Regions from separate parts of the Mus musculus genome. Here region 1 is linked to region 2. A link is a loop called in an ENCODE intact Hi-C map of the cell type or tissue named here. Cell type or tissue: heart. All regions are shown on one strand. Links, peaks and the distances in the headings refer to the core of each region. The heading gives the core; the rest is flanking DNA.

The links. A loop is a pair of places that touch in the nucleus more often than their neighbours do. Peaks named below come from ENCODE experiments on the same cell type or tissue, not always from the same donor. Only the 100,000 strongest peaks of a DNase experiment are listed, where the experiment ranks them.
Region 1: it touches region 2 in a loop (3-fold over the local background); 1 of 42 quality-filtered maps calls a loop at or near these places.

The regions. Positions count from the first base shown.
Region 1 is chr7:35,433,796-35,436,697 of GRCm38, forward strand. Cep89 (centrosomal protein 89) reads left to right here. Exons shown (of 19, transcript NM_028120.3): 18 at 1,679-1,848. The region is part of intron 3 of Gm42378 (a long non-coding RNA gene); the gene reads right to left. Among named protein-coding and RNA genes, the nearest start is that of Gm42378, 14 kb to the right of the region's middle. In heart, for the core only: no CTCF peak of the experiment used is centred there; no DNase peak of the experiment used is centred there.
Region 2 is chr7:35,378,753-35,381,654 of GRCm38, forward strand. It overlaps Rhpn2 (rhophilin, Rho GTPase binding protein 2), which reads left to right. Exons shown (of 15, transcript NM_027897.4): 10 at 813-932; 11 at 2,585-2,779. Among named protein-coding and RNA genes, the nearest start is that of Faap24, 17 kb to the right of the region's middle. In heart, for the core only: a CTCF peak has its summit at 1,694; a DNase peak (open chromatin) is centred at 1,779; H3K4me3 peaks cover 652 bases; H3K27ac peaks cover 1,092 bases.

The DNA.
Region 1 (2,902 bases), core at 100-2,599, 55 kb after region 2:
GGCAAAGAATGGTTGTTAGCTGCCATGTGGGTACTAGGAATTGAACAATGGTTGTTAGCTGCCATGTGGGTACTAGGAATTGAACTCAGGTCCTTTGCAAGAGCAGCATGTGCTCTTAGCTGCTAAGCCACCTCTCCAGTTCCAAGATTTACTTTTAAAACTTTATTGTGTTTCTTGTCTCTCTGCGTGATACATGTATGCCTTGGTTGCATCCAGTATGAGTGGGTGTCAAATGACAACCTTGTAGACTTAGTTCTCTTCTAGCTTTATGCAGGTTTCCTAAGATCAAAGTCAGGCTTCAGGCGTCAGGCAGCAAGCATCTTTACCCACTGAGTCACCTCATCAGCCCCTCGGGTCATTTCTAAAACGGACGTCAGAGGTTTAGATACAGAGCGTCCATAGAATTGATACCCTAAAGTAGTCCTCACGATCAGTTTTCACAGCCCCTCTGCCTGGAGAGTTGGTTGAAGGCACGGGGAAGCGGCTCAATGCCTTAACTGATACACAAAAGGCACAGGGAATGCTTGAGGGCGAGCCACATTGAATGGAAGGTGATAAGCTGAGCTTTTACCTCTTTAGTTGCTATTGCTAGGGATTAGACCCAAAGCCTTTTGTGTGCTAGGCAAGCCCCGTGCCACTGAGCTATGTCCCAGCCCGAGCTGAGTGCTTCTAGGAGACTGCTTTGATAGTGTAGAACAGTGTTGACAGTGTGGGCATTGTTGCTTAAGTTGCCAGTTAATGGAAGGATTGCCCATGAAGAATGCAGATGTGGGGGCTGGGCATGTGGCTCCCTGGGTAGAGCTTGCCTAGCACTCCTGAGGCTCTGAGTTTGATCCTCAGCTCTGTATGGAGCTGGATTTGATGGTGCGCACCTGCAATCTCAACACTGGGGTAGGGAGATGGGGAGGTGGCCGATGGAGGCAGAAGGAGCCCAAGTTCAGTATCCCCTTTACCTACATGTGGAATTTGAAGCCAACCTGGGCTACATAAGGCTGTGCCTCAAAAACAAAACAAACAAAAAATTGGAGAAGAAGATTGGAGTAGATTAATTTGCAAAAAGCATCCTATTGGTTCTGTGATGCAGATATTTTATGTTTAATTTGCATTTTTAGCATACTACCCCTACAAAAATCAAACATAATATAGATTAGAAGTTTGGTTCTCCTTTTTAAGTTTTATTTCGTTTTTAATTATGTAAGTGTGTGTCTGTATGTGGGAATGTGCGTGTGAGTGCTGGTACCCTTAGAAGTCAGAAGAGGGTGTCGGTTACGGGAGCTGGAGTTACTGGTGGTTGTGAGCTGCCTGCATGGGTGCTGGGAGCTGAACTTGGGTCTTCTGTAAGAATTGCTCTAAACCACTGAGCCATCGCTCAGGTTTTTTTATACCCCAAATTCTTTTGTATCACTGTTTAATTTATGTTTTCTTGAGTCAGAGTCTCACTGTATCCCAGGTGGCCCCAAACTCATTTTTGCCTCTGTCTCCCCGTGCTGGGATCAAATCCAGGGCTTTGTGTGAGCGCCTGGCAAGCACTCTGCCTAAGCTGCAGCTGTACCTGGTCCTTCTGTCTCCTTAGATCCAGACTTGCCTCCCAGGTCAGCGCTGGCTGAGGCACACTCAGTCAGTAGGCTCTGACTTGCAAGAGGCCACACCCCTTGTTCACAGAGTCCCTCCCCTGCAGGGGTACAAGAAGCAGGCAGCACTGAAGCTGGGGGATATCCATCACCGCCTGAAGGAACAGCAGGAGGACTTTGCCGGCAAAGCAGCTCAGTACCAGAAGGAGGTGAAGCACCTACATCGGATGCTGCAGGAAAAGCAGGAGGTCCTGGATGAGGCGCTGCAGCAGAAAAGGTAAGTGCGGGAGCACCACGCCGGAGCACCACCAGAAGAGCCTGGGGCCTTCTCTGTCAGTCACACCCGTTCCTGTGAGCAGGGCCTCTCCCTGATCCTGGGGCTTGCATTTTCTCCGCTATGATGGAAGCCAGCCAGCCCCACGATCCGTTCTTCTGCCAACCTAAGAGCTCAAGTTATAAGTGTGTTTTGGGTGCCTGGCTTTTTATTTGGGGCTGGGATCCAAACTCCAGCCCTCATGATTGCACAACAAGCGCTTTTAAGTCACTGAGCCATCTCTCTAGTGTGTGCACACATGCGTGCATGCGTGTGTGTATATGTGTGTCTGTGTGTAGTGTATGTGTGTGTGTGCGTGTGCGTGTGTGTGTGTGTGCGTGTGTCTGTGTGTGTAGTGTGTCTGTGTGTAATGTGTATGTGTGCGTACATGCATGTGTGTGTGTCTGTGTGTGTGTGTGCGTGCGCGTGCGTGCGTGCTTCTCATTGCCTCCTGGCATGCTTGTGGAACTCAGGTTCAGTGGCGGTCAGGCGCTCTTGATACTTTGGTACTTGGTTCCTTTCAAAGTTTCTATCTGTTCACCGTCCTGGCTGACATTTCCCATGTTTTGTCGGTCTGTTTTGTGCTCAGAGTTTGTTTAAGTCTCTCTTCATCAGCGCCCAGTGTTGGGCTTCCCCAGCCCTGAGGCTTTGCTCCGGCAACATGAGCTTCATTTGCAGTTCTTAAGTTTGAGTCTTTGGTAAATCTGGCTTGTCATTTCTTTTCAAGTAAGTTCTTGGCCTTAGCAAATTTATTGAATGAAAAAAAGAAATAAAGAAAAGGCGTGACTGTTCCTGTGGTAGAGGAGAAAGTTTATTGTAGATACAATGGAGAGCAGAGCCAGGGGCAGACACATCTGGGAGAGTCCAGAGTGGTCATGACCCTGAACCAGGCACAGCAGCCAAGAGGGTGAAGATACTGAAAGGGGCGGGTAACCAAAGTGGCTGGGTGATACAGGGAAGGGCAGCTGAGGGAAGGGAGCTGGAGAAGTTTAGGACAGGGAGCAGGGTATGCTAACCA
Region 2 (2,902 bases), core at 213-2,712:
AAATTACATCAAAACAGGGACTGCACAAAAAGTCTGTATTGAGTTTGAGAATGACTGCTATCTTACTCACCCTGGGCCTGTCTTCTGTTTGAATAATGTCCTGCCACATGGTTGGGCTGTCTTCAGGCTCACAGTATACCTACCTCAGCCTCGCAGTGCTGTGTATAAGGCACACAGGCTACTTAATTCCTTCATTTTGGCATTTTAAAACTCATGGGTCCGGAGTGTATTCCCATCCTAAGCACCACATAGACACACTCGGCACTGATGATCACAGGGGCTGGGCAAGCGGCTTGGTAGCTAGGCTGCTTGCCTGGTGTGCGGAAGCTCTGGGTTCGGTCCACACCACTGAAAAAGCTGGCTGTGGTGGTATGTGCCTATAACCCTCACACTTAGAAGGTGGAGGCAGGAGGATCAGAAGTTTAAGGTTATCATCAACTACATAGTGTCAGGCCAGACTGAGCTACCAGAGACCCTATCTCCCTAATTAACACAAAAGACTTCTTCCCGGGAGAACGAAATAAAGGAGGAGAGTTATCAGAAGGTCTGCAGCCTCTGACAGGAATAGAGCGGTGCTAGAGGCTCCATAGAATGTTTAACTTGAGGGGAAAGTAAGAGGAGGTTGGTCCAGGGTCAAATCCTGAACCCCTACTATGTGTCCGGCTGTCTCCACTGGGAACAAAAGCTTAGAGCCTGGTAGTCTAGGCTTTGTCCTGGAGGCAAAAATAGCGTTTTGACATTGTTCAGATAGAATTCAGGTCTGGGGCACTGTCTCCATGGTGAGGGACTGTAACCTATTGCTGTCTTTGCAGTAAAGCCAGGCGCAGACGAGGACCACCAAGAGAAGTGTCTGTCCCAGCTCTATGACCGCATGCCAGAAGGGATGACGCCGCTGGCCACGCTGAAGAATGCTGGGCAGCGTGTGCTGCTGGGTGCGTGGTCCTGTCTGGGGCGGGGCATGGGGTGAGGGCGGGGCGGGGTGGGGCGGGCTCTGCTTGCTCCTCTGCTGTTCCTGCTCACACACAGCCCCAAGGTGGGGCTCCAAGAGAAAGCAGACCACCCAGCATTGAGAAACTGTGTGGGCTTTCCAGAGCTACGTTCTCATGGCTTCCTACCACAGCCCAGCCCTTAACTACCTCCTGACACTGTAGCTGTCCATAGTTGGCACTCGGCCACACTGCTGTGGAAACTGTTGTTGCTTCTCTTCTCTCCCTCCCCCTCTCCTCCCCTCCCCTTCCCTTCCCTTCCCCTTTCTTCTTTAAGACAGGTTACACTATGTAGCCCTGACTTGACGAAGCTGGCCTTGAACTCGAAGAGATCTGCCTGCCTTTAGTTTTCTTTCTCTTCAATTCATTTATGTGGCCATTCATTCCTTTTTGAGACAGCATAGGCCGCTCAGGCTTGCTGTGAGCTCCTGCCTCAGCTTCCTAAGTCTCTTCCTCCCCTCTTCCTTTCTCCTTTTTCAGAATTGGGCATTGAACAGAGGACCTCATATATGCTGGGCAAACACGTCACCACTAAACCCACCCCCTGTCTTTTTAAAAAATTTCTTTTCATTTCATTATTTCATTTTCATTTTCATTTTTAGTAAGCTGCCCAGCTCTGTAGCCCAGGCCAACCTTGAACTTGCCACCCCCCTGCTTCAGCTTCCCAAATGCTGGTGTGCCCTGGCTCCTAGCGTTGCTTTTATGCTTCACCAGTAGTGAGTGGCAGCTGGAAATGCAGAGTCCTGGTCTAGTTCTCTGCCAAGTGTTGATGAGAGAGGCTCTCCCTCTGGAGTGAGTTGGCTCTGCTTGGCATTCCCACCCGCCGTTCTTATCAGCGGATCACATGGCTCTGCTCTCAACTCCCATCTCACCACCCTAGCTGGAGTCACATCACCAGAGCTTACCGAACTCACGGTGGCTCGATTAAACCCCGCACAGCCCCATGAGATAGGCCTAGCATATCTTATAGCTGCTCTTCTCACTTCTGTCCCTGCAGACCCTGGCCACCTTAGTCCCCTGCTCACATCCTGACAGGCTCCTCCCTGGCCTTCCCAGCATGTATATGGTCAGCAGCGACCTTGCCCTGATCTGATTTATCTTTCTGTCCACCCTCCATCCAGTTGGAACCCACTTTCCTCGAAGACCTGGTTATGTTCCTGCCCCAGGGCCTTTGCACTTGTTTTTCTCTCAGGAACTTTCTCCTGTCATGTATCCCTAAGGCTCCTGCTTTACTTTGGAGCTCTGCTCAATGGTTAACCTAGCTGCTCAGCTGCTAGCACTTCACCTAGCATGCATGCAGCCCTGGGTGGGATCCCTTACACCACATAAACCAGGTATGGTAGAGTATGCCTGTGATCCCAGAACGAGGGAGATGGAGGCAGGAGGATCAACAGTTCAAGGTCAGCTTTGGCTACATAATAAGTTCGAGGCCAGCCTAGGGTATTTGAGAATAACACTCCCTCTACCCACTCTCAAAAAATAAAAGTTTCCTCATCAAATACAAAAACAAACAAAAAGGCCTGTTTGTTTGTTTGTTTGTTTTTAAGTCACTCAATCAGAAAGGCCTTTCTTGGTCTGAGAGCTGTTTCTCTCTGCAGGTAAAGGACATCTGCACCGGGCCATTGGTTTTCACGAGGAGTCACTGAGGGAGGCCAACCTGTGCAAGAAGCTGCGTGACATTCAGGTGCTCCGGGATGTGCTGTCTGCTGCCCATCAGCGCACTCAGCTCAAGCACACCCAGCACCGAGAGGATGACGACCTTCTGAACCTGATTGACGCTCCAGATGTCCTTCGTGAGTGCTGGGAACTGTCTAGTGCCCGGGAGCGTGGGGGCCACACAGCCTGTTTTTATTTGTCTATCTGGTATCTGGCAGGGTTCACGCAAGGCCTGCCCACCAGGTGCCTGGTTTTGTCAG